Linked DNA regions of Homo sapiens: regions 2 and 3 are each linked to region 1. The links are chromatin contacts, found by Hi-C or POLR2A ChIA-PET in ENCODE. All regions are on one chromosome and are shown on one strand. Each heading gives the region's core, a stretch centred on a gene start or an enhancer-like site at or near the end of the contact. The rest is flanking DNA. Distances are from core to core; before and after follow the strand shown. Region 1 has its middle 40 kb from the start of GLIS3. Region 2 overlaps RFX3 (regulatory factor X3). Region 3 has its middle 65 kb from the start of RFX3-DT.

Evidence for each region. Hi-C counts contacts between places; a loop is a spot of excess contacts on that map. ChIA-PET counts read pairs that join two places held with the same protein, here RNA polymerase II (POLR2A). Pooled maps may share reads with other maps.
Region 2: a pooled map shows a loop between it and region 1 (2.8-fold over the local background). The contact joins two enhancer-like sites. A Hi-C loop is called at or near these places in 4 of 50 pooled maps. POLR2A ChIA-PET finds 5 or more read pairs at or near these places in 2 of 52 experiments (HEK293 and activated CD4-positive, alpha-beta T cell).
Region 3: a map of CD4-positive, alpha-beta memory T cell shows a loop between it and region 1 (32-fold over the local background). The contact joins two enhancer-like sites. A Hi-C loop is called at or near these places in 54 of 168 maps with a recorded cell type or tissue (CD14-positive monocyte, CD4-positive, alpha-beta T cell, CD4-positive, alpha-beta memory T cell and 32 more), 35 of 37 single-sample maps with no recorded cell type and 46 of 50 pooled maps. POLR2A ChIA-PET finds 5 or more read pairs at or near these places in 2 of 52 experiments (A673 and MCF 10A).

The regions. Positions count from the first base shown.
Region 1 is chr9:4,337,445-4,342,100 of GRCh38, reverse strand. It overlaps a transcript of GLIS3 not described here. Among named protein-coding and RNA genes, the nearest start is that of GLIS3, 40 kb to the right of the region's middle. RefSeq lists an enhancer at 2,418-2,712. Within about 2 kb of position 2,565, at least 4 of the 41 ENCODE cell types and tissues checked have a DNase peak (open chromatin) inside an H3K27ac peak, as active enhancers do.
Region 2 is chr9:3,396,105-3,400,760 of GRCh38, reverse strand. All of the region lies in intron 1 of RFX3 (regulatory factor X3), which reads left to right. Among named protein-coding and RNA genes, the nearest start is that of RFX3, 130 kb to the left of the region's middle. Within about 2 kb of position 2,425, at least 7 of the 41 ENCODE cell types and tissues checked have a DNase peak (open chromatin) inside an H3K27ac peak, as active enhancers do.
Region 3 is chr9:3,730,310-3,734,965 of GRCh38, reverse strand. No RefSeq gene overlaps it. Among named protein-coding and RNA genes, the nearest start is that of RFX3-DT, 65 kb to the right of the region's middle. Within about 2 kb of position 2,210, at least 8 of the 41 ENCODE cell types and tissues checked have a DNase peak (open chromatin) inside an H3K27ac peak, as active enhancers do.

The sequences.
Region 1 (4,656 bases), core at 1,316-3,815:
AAACTAAAGAGCCTCTGCACAGCAAAAGAAACTATCCACAGATTAAACAGACAAACTACAGAATGGGAGAAAATATTTGCAAAGTATGCATCCAACAAAGGTCTAATATCCAGAATCCACAAGGAACTTAAGCAAATTAACAAGCAAAAACATACATCCCCATTAAAAGATGGGCAAAGGACATGAACAGATACTTCTCAAAAGAAGACATATACGTGGTCAACAAGCATGTAGTATGCTTAACTGTTATGAGATTTAATCAGTAACGTGGGAAAAAGGTGATGACAGAAAAAAAAGCGGAGATCCCATTTGTTGGCCATGGGATCTAATGCTGAAGTGGAGGAATTTTCCTTAGAACTGATTGCTTGTTCATAGGAGGGAAGGCAGAGTACCTGGGCACAGTTATCAGAGCTGGCCAGAGGCACTGGTTGTAAGACTGTGGTCTTTTTCTATTGGTTTTCAAATTATCAATAAATGGGATGAGCTTGGATTGGATGCATTGGATGGAAGTGAGTATAGGTGAGGAAGTGCTAGGGGTCTGAGGACAGAAGAGAATGAGGGAAATAAGTCATGGAGGAGAGTGGGAGAAAAAATGATATAGGGCAGCATTAAGGATCTACTGGAGATCAGTGACCTTGAATGTGAAATGAGACAAGTCTTCACAATGGTGAGTTTTTCTCCAGCACACAATGAGCTGTGTGCACATCAGCCTGGAGAAGAAGGAGAGTTGATTTGAACAGGGTCAGATGTTGCCTGATAACTACAAGTGTGTAATCCCAGGGTAATAGAGCTTATCTTTCACTCGTGTGAGTGCAAGCCAGGAGAGCTTTAAGCTCCAGTGATGCCAGATAGGTTGGAAATGGCTGAAGAAGAAGTGGAAGTAGATGGATAGAGAGCAGTCTTGTTTTGTCCTAGAGAGTATTGCACAAGCCTGTGGATCAGATAATGCAACTAGGAAAGTCTGTCCCCAAAAAGGAAACACATAAGTTCTAAGCATACCATTGGACCAGAAGAGATAACAGATCATTTGGATTAGAGGGAAGAAAGACTTGCAGTCCAGAGGCTATTCAAGGATGTCAGATGCCAGTTGTGGGTGTTTGCAGAGTTGCTAAAATATCAGGTGAGGCCAGGCACGGTGGCTCACACCTATAATCCCAGCACTTTGGGAGGCCGAGGCAGGTGTTTGAGACCAGCCTGGCCAACATGGCGAAACCCCATCTATACTAATAATACAAAAATTAGCCAGGAGGGGTCACCCACACCTATAATCCTAGCTACTTGGGTGGCTGAGGCAGGGACAATTGCTTGAACCCAGGAGGCGGAGGTTCAGTGAGTTGAGATAGTGCCACTGAACTCCAGCCTGGGTGATGGGTGACAGAGCGAGACTCTGTCTCCAAAAAAATTAAACAAAAACAAGAATCAGGTGGGATCTGGTTCCGACAACGGTCTCCAGGTTCAAGTGTCCATGGTGGTTAATAGCGTGGATGTGGAGATGAGCACATGGACCATCACCCTCACTCCCTCATTCCTGCTGTCCTGCCACCACAAATACACAGAAGCTTAACCCTAGACCCAGGAACCATCCGGGCAAGGAGAACAGGGATGGAGGATGCATCCTGAAAGATGAGGAATTTGCCCCAAAGACACTGGGTAAGACAAAATAAAAGAATGTTTCATCCTGGAATTGAGTTGCCTTTTAATTGGGAAGTTGAAGTTTTCCCCCACCCCCTCACTTCTATTCAGCTCAAAAGTCAGATGACATCAGTCATGGCAAATAAAGGAAAATGACATACTTTTTTTTTTTTTTCTCATTTGATTTGTAATTCCTAAACTTCTATCTGGGTACAGACGTTTTGGATTATTCAGAGATTTAAAAAATACATACTAACTCTGTTCCCCTGTGGTAATTAAAAGTTGGCCATGTAAGAAAGAAAATATTAAAAGTATGGAGAAGGCTGTAGAAAAAGGGAATAGATCCAGAGATTCTAGGGGAATATCAACCTCATGCTAAGCCAAGCCGTGAGGACATGGTGAATTCACTGATGAGCAAGAAGCAAAGCCGCTTGTCAGCTGGTATTAAATGTTGACTTCTCCCTAGTCTTTGTGTCTTGGTCAATACCAAATGAGAGAATGTTTGCTCTTAAGTTCACTCTAGGAAACTACCCACCAAAAACTTGCTTTACCTTTCTGTCTCTTTTCTTTTCCTTTCCTTTCCTTTCCCTCCCCCTCCCCTCCCCCACCCCTCCCCTACCCCCTCCCCTCCCCTCCCCCTCCCCCCTCCCCCTCCCCTCCCCTCCCCCTTCCCTCCCCCTACAGTTTCTGGTTCTCTGGGCACGTTTTGATCCCAGTGAGAAGCTTCTTTTGTACCAAACTTCCCAAATCCCATCATTGCATTGTTATCTGGCTTTGAAATGTCACTGTGGCATCTCCACCCTTGCTTGGGAAACTTTGCTCAATGAAAAGTCTGATTAGCTTTACCTGACCCTAAATACACACAACAGAGACGGATCACAGAAGGACCAGAAGCAACAGGTTGGAGAGGTTCTTTCCGGTTAGCAATCCAAACCTCTGCACCTATTTGGCCTCTAGGCGGCGCCAGCCCTTCAAAAAACAAGGCTGTTTATGTAACAGATTGGCAGTTTGAACGTCTATATAAATGTCATTCTTTAAAAATAAAGACGAAACTCTCAGTTAACTTAAACAGGAGCAAATTAAAAAGTAGAGTGAAGCATGTATTTCATGAACACAATTCATCGGCTGTCTTTGGTACTTCAAAATGAAACATTTTCTCCAAATAACTGGCACCCTCCCACTGGCTTTAGCTACATAGTGACAAAACAACAGATCAATTCACTTCAGTGAAGAAGACAAATCCAGTCATTGAGGACTGGCTTCATGTGACTTACACACCTGGGGACAGAATTCTATCTATGCCACCAAATATATAAGCCAAGCCACTAAATCATGACTGAGGTGTTGAGTTTATCCTCCCAAACATATCGAGGTAGTGTTGTATGGACAGTCTCAATTGTTTTGAACATGATTATTTTGCTTCATGAACTCACCAGGAGGGTCCTTGAAATGCCGCTTTTCAACATAGTTTTAAGGGTAAGCCTGTAACACATAAAGCCGTCTCATTTTGAAGGCTTTGTGTCCTTGTGTGTTAATGCAGAATCTCAATCTTAGCTTCAAAATGGAATCACTTGGGGAGCTTTAAAAAAAATCCCAAGACTCAGGCACATACCCCAAACCAATTAAATAAGGATCTCTGGAGCTGGGACCCAAGCAACAGTGCTTTTTCCAGGCTCCTTAGGTGATACAATATGAGGCTATATTTTTGGTTCCTCTACTTTCTACTTGCAGCTCCTTCTCCCATGGGGCTGGCTACAGGAACCAATCTCCAGTACTTACACTATTTTCCCCCAGTTCCTTTTTCTCCCTGGGTCTGTCCCCAAACTTCATGCAGAACAATGCCTGTGAACAAGTCACATGCCCTTTAGATTCTTCCAGACCTATTTGAAATTCAGTGGTAGCCACATCTTGACTTCAAGTTTGGGGCCCTATACAGTCATTGACTAGTAGATATGAACAGTACCTCATAGGTTGTCTAGTATGGTGACTCCCAAATACCAGTCCTGAGCTGAATTCTCATCCTGAATAAGAATAATCCAGGGAGCTTGTTTAAAAAATTGTGTGTGTGTGTGTGTGTGTATGTGTGTGTGTGTGTGTGTGTACACACATATATAATAGAAATCCATCTATCTCTCTATATATACGTATAATTTTGTTACCAGAAAGTCTCATTCAGTAGGTCTACAGAAAGACCTGAAAGCTGTGTTTTAACAAGCTAAGCTTAAAGGAAACTCATCTAGTCCAACACTGCCAACACATAGCAGCAGCAAAATCTCAATGGGATATGCCTTGTTCAAGGAAACTTGTCTAGTCAGGAGAAGCGATAGGATTAGAATCAGGTGTCCTGACTCCTGTGAAAAGAAGTCATGCTATGGACAAATACAGTTTTTGCATTTCAAAACTAAACACACACACACACACACACACACACACACACACACACAGCCTTGCCAATCTTACCAGTTAGACATTAGAGAAAGAGCAAACCATCCTGGGAAATCAGATCTGGGTCCTAGCTCCTGCTTGGTCACATAAGCTGTGTGGTTTGGGGCAAATATTTTCATCTCTTTGAACCCCAGTTTCTTCATCTTTCAAATGGGGGTAATAGTTGCCTCATAGAGTTTTGTGAGGATTAAATGATACAACATATCTGAAAGATGGATAGTGGAGCCTGGTACTGAGTAAACAAAACTGGTTGCTACCACCTCTACTATTATGCTACTATTGTGATCATTATTATGAACATTAATCAGCTTTTGTCTGGCCTTGTGATATGGTAGAATGAGTCAGATATTGGCCCAAAGGGATCCTCCATGTTCTTTTACTTCAGTGATGCTTGAGGCCCTTGTCCAACTCAGCATGTCAGAAAAAATGACCGGAAGGAGCCTGAAGCTTTTTGTTTGTTAGATATATTTTTTTGATTATAAAGGAAATATACATCATTGTAGAGTACATAGAAATGTTCAGAATCATTGCAAAATATTGCCTTCATTCGTTTAAATCAAAAGTATGAAAATACTGTCC
Region 2 (4,656 bases), core at 1,176-3,675, 940 kb after region 1:
GTGCCTGGCACCAGGAAAAAACTATTACATGAGAGGCCAAATTATGAACTTTTCAGTTAATCTGTGGAAGGGATATGATTGATACCCTCTAATGTCATAAAGCTTGGCAAAGAGAGCCTCTCTGTCAAGGCTGAAGATAGTAAAATCAGAGGAAAATGAAATTGTGTCTATGAAGGAAAATGGAGACACAAAAGAGAGACTAAGTTTTTATCAACTGGCATGACCCTATATTCCAAGAGCCAAGTAGATCAGACCTATGAGCAGTAATTTGGGAATAAACAGAACATATACTAGGACTTGGTTGATACTTGATGGGATACTTGGTTGTGCAGGACTAGGCTTTATGTAACAGTTTGGATGTGGTTTATAGGTACAGCTGGAGGCTTGATGGAAAGTTCTCCGTGACTCTCTAGCTTTATGTTTTACAACCATTGTTTTTTACCTATCTTATTTCCCCTACTCTATTCTATAAGATTCCTCCTATTAAGTAGTTGACAACTTTTTCTTTTCTTCCTGTCTCATTCTAAAAATTCATCAGTTTGCCTTTCTTACTTGTCTTTGTGCAGCGTCTGTATGGCCTTCGGTAAGTGATGTAACATCTCTGGGCCTCAGTTAACTCATCTTTAAAATAAGGAAAATCATAGTTTTAATCTAGTGATACATCTATTGATAAAATCACTAGTTTTAATCTAGTGATACATTTCTAGCAGTAAAATGGTCTAAACTTGGGTATTACTTTTCTGTGTAAAATTAATATAAATGTCATCAATATTGTTTCAAACCCAAAAAGCAATTTTCTTTTTTTTTTTTTTGAGACGGAGTCTTGCTCTGTCATCCAGGCTGGAGTGCAGTGGAATGATCTTGGCTCACCGCAACCTCTGCCTCCCAGGTTCAAGTGACTCTCCTGCTGCAGCCTCCTGAGTAGCTGGGATTACAGGCATGCACCACCATGCCTGGCTAATTTTTGTATTTTAGTAGAGGCGGGGTTTCACCATGTTGTTCAGGCTGGTCTCAAACTCCTGACCTCGAGATCTGCCCCACTTGGCCTCCCAAAGTGCTGGGATTACAAGCGTGAGCCACTGCCCCCGGCCCCCTCAAAAAGCAATTTTCTACTTCAATCTTTATATGTAGAAATAGATTTCTGATTACCCTCAAAAGAGTCACAAACTCAAATGCCTATAGAGGCCATTCAATTGAAAAGAGTATAACCATTTAAATAATTTGCCTATAGAACACATAATATGTGCTCACCTCTTTAAAATTTTCAGATGTTTCAAGAAATTCTGGAAATTTGTTTCTTTTTTGTTTTTTGTTTTGAGACGGAGTTTTGGTCTTGTCGCCCAGGCTGGAGTGCAATGATGAGATCTCAGCTCACTGCAACCTCTGCCTCCCAAGTTCAAGGGATTCTCCTGTCTCAGCCTCCATAGTAGCTGGGATTACAGGTGCCCACCACCATGACCAGCTGATTTTTTTTTTTTTTTTTTTTTAAGCAGAGACAGGGTTTCACCGTATTGTCCAGGGTGGTCTTGAACTCCTGACCTCAGGTGATTCACCCACCTTGGCCTCCCAAAGTGTTGGGATTACAGGCATGAACCACTGTGCCCGGCCTGGAAATTTGTTTTTTAGTTCAAAGTTTTCTGATTTTTAAATGTTAGCAATTAAGAATTTTGTAATCACTCTGAGTCAAACAAAACCCGAGTGGGGAGTCAAATGTAGTCCATAGAAGGCCAATTTCCAAATCTATGCCTTTTATCTTCTGATATGCTCTCCCAGGTGGCTTATTGGGAGTTGTTAAGAATTACTTTAAAGGTAGTTTTAATTTTTTTTTTTTTTTTTTTTTTTTTTTATTATACTCTAAGTTTTAGGGTACATGTGCACATTGTGCAGGTTAGTTACATATGTATACATGGTAGTTTTAATTTTTAAAGAGAACTTTTTTCTTTACATTCTTGCATGTGTTTGATCTAAAACAGTTGATGTCAAAGTGTGGGTCATAGACCAAAAAAAGTATGTAGAGTAGTCTGTAATACAATGTATGTGCAAACAAGTTAGACTCTGGAACATTCCCATCCAGCTCTGGGGGAAATAGGAGGCAGATTTAGTGCGAGTGACATCATTGTAAGAAACTCATCTACTCTTAGTTGAACAGCTTAAAGGAGAAGCTATAACTGGCAACGCTGTCTTCCTCATCTGTACACTAAACTGACAGAGGCCACCAGCCATCTTGGAGTTGACAAGAGAGGCTGAAAAAGACCTCACAGAAGATGATATCTAATGTCTGGTTCATTCCTTATTCTTTGCAGAAAAGCATTGCCTCACTCTTACTAATAGTTCCTCTGCTATAGCACAAATGGCATATAAATGTGTAATAAATCAAAGGACCCTGGCTTTTGCTTTCTTTTTTAGGGATTTTTTTTTTTTGTTTCCTGTCTGTGGTAGAAGAAAGAGGAAGAGGCACAGACTGGGTTCTTAATTTGTGTATTCTCTCCCCAAATTTTGAGAACTATTGGTCCTCTAGTAATACTCGTTAGGCAAGAATTTTGTGTAGTAAAAAATAGTGTCATTCTCAAACATTTTTGGTCATTTCTGTGGTCTTAATGCTGGTTCAAAGATTGTGTGTGTGTGTGTGTTTGGAGATCAGTACTACATTTAAATAAACCACCATTTGTGAGATTTCACATAAAAATCTGGACTTTCAGTTTCTTTCGGAAAATGGAAGGAAGTTTCCCACATACTCACAATATGCTGGAGCTGAGCATTAGCTAACCCATCTAGGAGTATTAGCCACTGAATTGATCACTTTCCATTTATTTTGTAAACCCCTAGCCACTTCTGCTCTCTGTGCCTGAGGTTCCTCATTTGTAAATGCAGATTATAGTCATACCAACTGCATTGAGTTGTTACATGGATTCATTTTTAAATTAATAAATATATCAAGCACTTAAAAGAATTCTTAGCGTGTGTTGAACAATCAGTGCTAGTTGTTACTGCTATACCTTTTGCATGTACAAGGTTTATTGTGCTGCTTTAGGGGTTTCACTAACAAAAGAATGAGAAAATAATCCCCTAAAAAGATGCCAATGTCAAAGTGTAGAAAGAAAATTAAGCACAGAGTCAAAGTGAAAAAGCCCAGTCCCAAGTCTACTCCTGTCACCTTGAACAAGTCTCTTAATCTCTCTGGGTTTTAGGTTCCTCGTTTACAAAATAAGAAGAATAGATGCATTGTCTTCAGAGGTCCGTTTCTGAAATTGAATATGATTGAAGGTTTTGGGGGAAAATTAGAAGAAGTCATGCTGTGACAACAGATGCCAAGAGGGGTTAATTTTCTCCTTGAAAAACTGAATACTCTTTCAAAAATTTCTTAGTTAAAAATTAATGTTCACTGTATTTCATATAGATTTAAACTATGATGCAGTGCTTTTCTTATGCTACCAATTAAACACTGTTTCTCTTGCTCCATTCCTCCAGGAAAGAAAACTAGAAATCTGGTCTTTGCTCAATAGCAAGGAAATTCATATTTCTTTTATTGAATGCATAAGTAGTAAAAGGGGATGTCAAGGCCAGGAAGCCGGAGAAAGCATACCTGTTAGAGTAAACAATGGCAGGTCAGGCAAAACTGAGAAACGTGGCATGTTTAATTGTGAATGAGAGAAAGTACATGTCTTTGTTTACAAATCTCATTTACATGATAGTAGTCTCCCTCATCTTTCAACTGTATTAAATGTTATGGATTTGGGGCTATCTTTGTATAAGACTATAATCGAATTTTGATTTTAGTACCATATTATACCATACACAAAATTAGTTAACTTGATTCTTTGGCTAAGTTTAGGGCATATCAGTTGGCTTTTGGATATACGTTAATTGTTTTAGATCACCAAATAGTAAGTTTTAAAGTTGGAAAGGACCTTAGAAATGATTTACTCTATTTATGCAGCCAAAAGACACATGAAAAAATGCTCATCATCACTGGCGATCAGAGAAATGCAAATCAAAACCACAATGAGATACCATCTCACACCAGTTAGAATGGCAATCATTAAAAAGTCAGGAAACAGCAGGTGCTGGAGAGGATGTGGAGAAATAGGAACACTTTTACACTGTTGATGGGACCATAAACTAGTTCAACCATTGTGGAAGTCAGTGTGGCGATTCCTCAGGGATCTAGAACTAGAAATACCATTTGACCCAGCCATCCCGTTACTGGGTATATACCCAAAGGATTATAAGTCATGCTGCTATAAAGACACACGAACACATATGTTTACTGCGGCACTATTCACAACAGCAAAGACTCGGAACCAAGCCAAATGTCCAACAATGATAGACTGGATTAAGAAAATGTGGCACATATACACCATGGAATACTATGCAGCCATAAAAAATGATGAGTTAATGTCCTTTGTAGGGACACGGATGAAGCTGGAAACCATCATTCTCAGCAAACTATTGCAAGGACAAAAAACCAAACACCGCATGTTCTCACTCATAGGTGGGAATTGAACAATGAGAACACATGGACACAGGAAGGAGAACATCACACATCGGGGCCTGTTGTGGGGTGGAGGGGAGGGGGGAGGCATAGCATTAGGAGATATACCTAATGTTAAATGACGAGTTAATGGGTATAGCACACCAACATGGCACACGTATACA
Region 3 (4,656 bases), core at 961-3,460, 610 kb after region 1:
GTGTTCTTGATCTCACTGACTTCAAGAATGAAGCCATGGACCCTCGCGGTGAGTGTTACAGTTCTTAAAGGTGGCGTGTCCGGAGTTTGTTCCTTCTGATGTTTGAACGTCTTTGGAGTTTCTTCCTTCTGGTGGGTTCGTGGTCTCGCCGGCTCAGGAGTGAAGCTGCGGACCTTCACGGTGAGTGTTACAGCTCTTAAGGCGGCGCGTCTGGAGTTGTTCTTTCCTCCCGGTGGGCTCGTGGTCTCGCTGGCTCAGGAGTGAAGCTGCGGACCTTCGCCGTGAGTGTTACAGCTCCTAAAGGCAGCGTGGACCCAAAGAGCGAGCAGCAGCAAGAGTTCCTGCAAAGAGCGAAAGAACAAAGCTTCCACACAGCGAAGGAAGACCTGAGGGGATTGCCACTGCTGGCTCGGGCAGCCTGCTTTTATTCTCTTATCTGGCCCCGCCCACCCCCCCCCACATCCTGCTGATTGGTCCATTTTACAGAGAGCTGATTGGTCCGTTTTGACAGGGTGCTGACTGGTGCATTTACAATCCCCGAGCTAGACACAAAGTTTGCCACCTCCCCACCAGAGTAGCTAGATACAGTGTCCACTGGTGCATTCACAACCCCTGAGCTAGACACGGGGTGCCGATTGGTGTGTTTGCAAACCTTGAGCTAGATACAGAGTGCCGATTGGTGTATTTACAATCCTTTAGCTAGACATAAAGGTTCTCCAAGTCCCCACCAGACTCAGGAGCCCAGCTGGCTTCACCCAGTGGATCCCGCACTCAGCCGCAGGTGGAGCTGCCTGCCAGTCCCGCGCCGTGTGCCCGCGCTCCTCAGCCCTTGGGCGGTCGATGGGACTGGGCGCCGTGGAGTAGGGGGCGGCGCTCGTCGGGGAGACTCCGGCCGCACAGGAGCCCACGGAGTGGGGGGAGGCTCAGGCATGGCGGGCTGCAGGTCCCGAGCCCTGCCCCGCAGGGAAGCAGCTAAGGCCGGGCGAGAAATTGAGCACAGCAGCTGCTGGCCCAGGTGCTAAGCCCCTCACTGCCCGGGGATTGCCGGCTGGTCGGCTGCTCCGAGTGCGGGCCCGCTGAGCCCACGCCCACCCGGAACTCGCGCTGGCCCGCAAGCGCCGCGCGCAGCCCCGGTTCCGGCCTGCGCGTCTCCCTCCACACCTCCCTGCAAGCTGAGGGAGCAGGCTCCGGCCTTGGCCAGCCCAGAAAGGGGCTCCGTCAGTGCAGCGGCGGGCTGGAGGGCTCCTCGAGCGGGGCCAGAGTGGGCGCCAAGGCCGAGGAGGCGCCGAAAGCGAGCGAGGGCTGCGAGGGCTGTCAGCAGGTTGTCACCTCTCAATACCACTGATTCATAAATAGAAGCTATGTTCCCCTGGGAAGAAGCTATAAGCTGAATCCACTCCTCGTTGTGGCTGAAATATGTCTCACTTTTGAGCTTTCAAAGGATGCAATCTGGTTTATTCAGAGGATAGAGGTAAGAAAGTATCAAACTACTTGCAATAGCTATGTACTAAAGGTATTTAAGGGTGCTTCACAGAAAACTGAGATAGGAACTGCGGGCTGCACAAAAGGTGGTATTCAATCCAGACATCAGGTTCACCAAGACCCATGAGATCCTACCCGTGCCAGAAACAAAATCTTCATTGAAAACTTTCATTATTTACTTGCTCAACAGGGACTAAAAAGTCCCAGCCTAGTGTTAACTGGTTCATCTGGTGACCTGATCTGGCCCTCTGTGACCCGTTACTAAGTGAAATCTAACAGAAGTGAACCGTGACCCATTTGTTTTCCAAGCATGCAATTTGGTTCATGAATCTAGAAAACAATAGTGTGAAAAGCCTTTCACTTTCTAACTTTGGAAAATGATTATTTTTTAAAAACCTAATTAGATACCATGTTTCCTCTCTCTCTTTTTTTTTAAATAAGTTAGTTTAGTTAGAAAAGGCATTTCTGTGATGCATCTAATGGACTTGCTTGCTGCAGTGTGCTGGTAGAAATCTATAAAGAGTAAGTGCTGGGGGTGGGCCTGGAGTGGTGGGGAGAAGGAAAGCAAGCCACATCTCCTGATGCACAATTCTAAAGAATCCAGTGGTTCTTGAGTGTATATAGAGAGTACATATGAGTCAACAAGTAGACAAAGAAAATCCAGACCTTTGATGACCCCTGGTGAATAAACTAAGCACTGCATTGAAATGCAGCTAGAGCCACAGACTTCCGTGCAGGCAAGCCTCTGGAATGGCTCCTCTCTCGAGTAAGGCAAAAGGTTTTTTCTCCCCCAAATGCCTGTTTCATTTGTATTACAGACATACCTTACATACTTGAGGCATCGTTATCCTTCTGAACAATTCTCATGTTGGTGATCTCTGTTGGTAGAGACTAAGAAATGTGTATCCAACACTACTTTCTATTTGTGCTGTGACCTCTTAGACCCGAACAGTGTTATTCATGGAACACTGAAGAATTCAGTGACCTCCATAAAGCAAGATCTGTAACTATCTTTCAGATTAGGTATCTATTTATTATTTTTATGGAATAATTATAAAGAATAAATCAACCATCTTACATCACTCAAATTTAAGATCAGAGTTTAAAGATAATCACTTGTCTATAACTGCTGAGTACCGGGTAAAATACTCTTCTAGGCAGCAAAAGTCTGCATTTTTGTAAACAGCTGTGTGTGACCAGCATGTGGTACATGCGAGCCAGAAAGCAGGCTGTATTTTGTCAGCTTGTAGAAGAGAAGGGAAATTTGCCATTGTAAAAGAAGGAAGCAGAGAGGGGAGGTGCAGAGACTGAAATATTTTTATTGTACACCCCAGGCGTCCAATTATAAAAGAAATGTCAAATCCCTATTTGTAATAATCCAGAATGGAACCTACCTGGTAAAGTTATATAGAGTGGAATACAAAACAGTTTATACTGTTAATACAGTTTAGCTTATCAGTTATTTGCGTACCATAACTATTGGCTTTTAAGTTTTTGTTGCCTGAACAGGAAATATTTTTTATATCTCTCAGATTGGTGTACGCAGGGTGCTGAATTGCTGAGTTTATTCCTGCTCCCTTCACCCTTTTTAATCACCACAGACTAAGGAGTGCCTTTTTTCTCTGCTATGGTTTGAATGTTCCCTCCAAAACCCATGCTGACATTTAATTTCCAATAAAATGGTATTGGGGAGTGGGGCCTTTGAGAAGTGATGAGGTCATGAGGGCTCTGCCTGGTGAATGGATTAATGCTGTTACAGGAGTGGATTAGTTATCTCAGAAGTGGGGTCCTGATCAAAGGGTAAGTTTGGCCCCCATTTTCTCTCCACCTCATGCACTTGCTCACCACATAATGCCTTCTGCCACGGATGATGCATGGGAAGGCCCTCACCAGATGCTGGGGCCATGCTATTGGACTTCCTAGCCTCCAGAGCTGTGAGCCAAATCAACTTCTTTTTTAAAATGAATTACCCAGCCTGTGATATTCTGTTAAAACAGCAGAAAATGGACTAATAAAATCTCTTTAAAAATGAACTAAATTAAATTTTTAAAGAAATACAAAGCATTACGTATTCCAAATATGTGCTTCAGCTTCATGGGTAGGCATCTCAGTCTCTCCACTGGGATTACAGGGGCTCAAGTAAACATAAGTCATCACTTTCTTATGTGGCCTTCAGCATAGTCCTTCTGGATGAGGAGGTTGGCATTCAGGAAATTTAATCAAAAGCCAGAGGTCTAAAATTTCAAAGGTGGAAAGTATCTTAGAAGTTGTTTAGTTTAATTCCTCCACTTAGTTTGAACATGAGAAAACTGAAACCTAGAATTGGGTGATGTTTCTAATACAGCACAACTAAACACAGATCTGTTTCTTCCCAGTCTAGCTGTCTGTCCTTTCCATCACTCTGCCTTCTTTGGGGCATGTTGAACATTCTGTGCCTTTATAGAGGACAGCCATGTCACCCTTGGGAGTATCGAGTAAATTGTTAAATTAGGAAATGAAGTGAAGAGGGGATATAATGAAACGTTAATAAGAATTTAAGAAACAACTCAATTTGGAGGAACATTTATACAATTTTCAGTTTCTTTTTCAAATTAGAAAAAGTAGTTTTGATTCTAACCACAAAGTCCATTTGTGTTTATTACTTCATTGCATGTTTTAATGACAAGTTATAGCATTATATATAGCACATTATAATGTGAAAGGTATGTCATGATACTATTATTGGTGTGATTAGGTATGTGTCCCACCATGTGGCTGAAGGACAAACAAATTACTAAGAATTTATGCACTGTGTGTCTCATTGTTACAAGTATTTTCTGAGACTTTTAACCCGGATATGACACATTTTGAAATCTTTATCTCATGTTTGAAGTTCGCTCATCTTTCATTTCTATATGAAGTACATATCCCAATTGAGTAAATGTAGCATTAAAAAGTCTCTTGGGGCTGGGTGTGTTGGTCATGCCTGTCATCCCAGTGCTTTTGGAGTCTGAGGCAGGAAGATCACTTGAAGCCAGGTGTTGAAGACCACCCTGTGTAACAGAGCAAGACCCCATCTCTACAAAAACATTTTAAATTAGCCAGATATGGTGGCATGCACCTGTAGTCCTAGATACTCAGGAGGCTGAGACAGAGAATTTCTTGAGCCCAGGAGTTCGAGGTTAGTGAGCCATA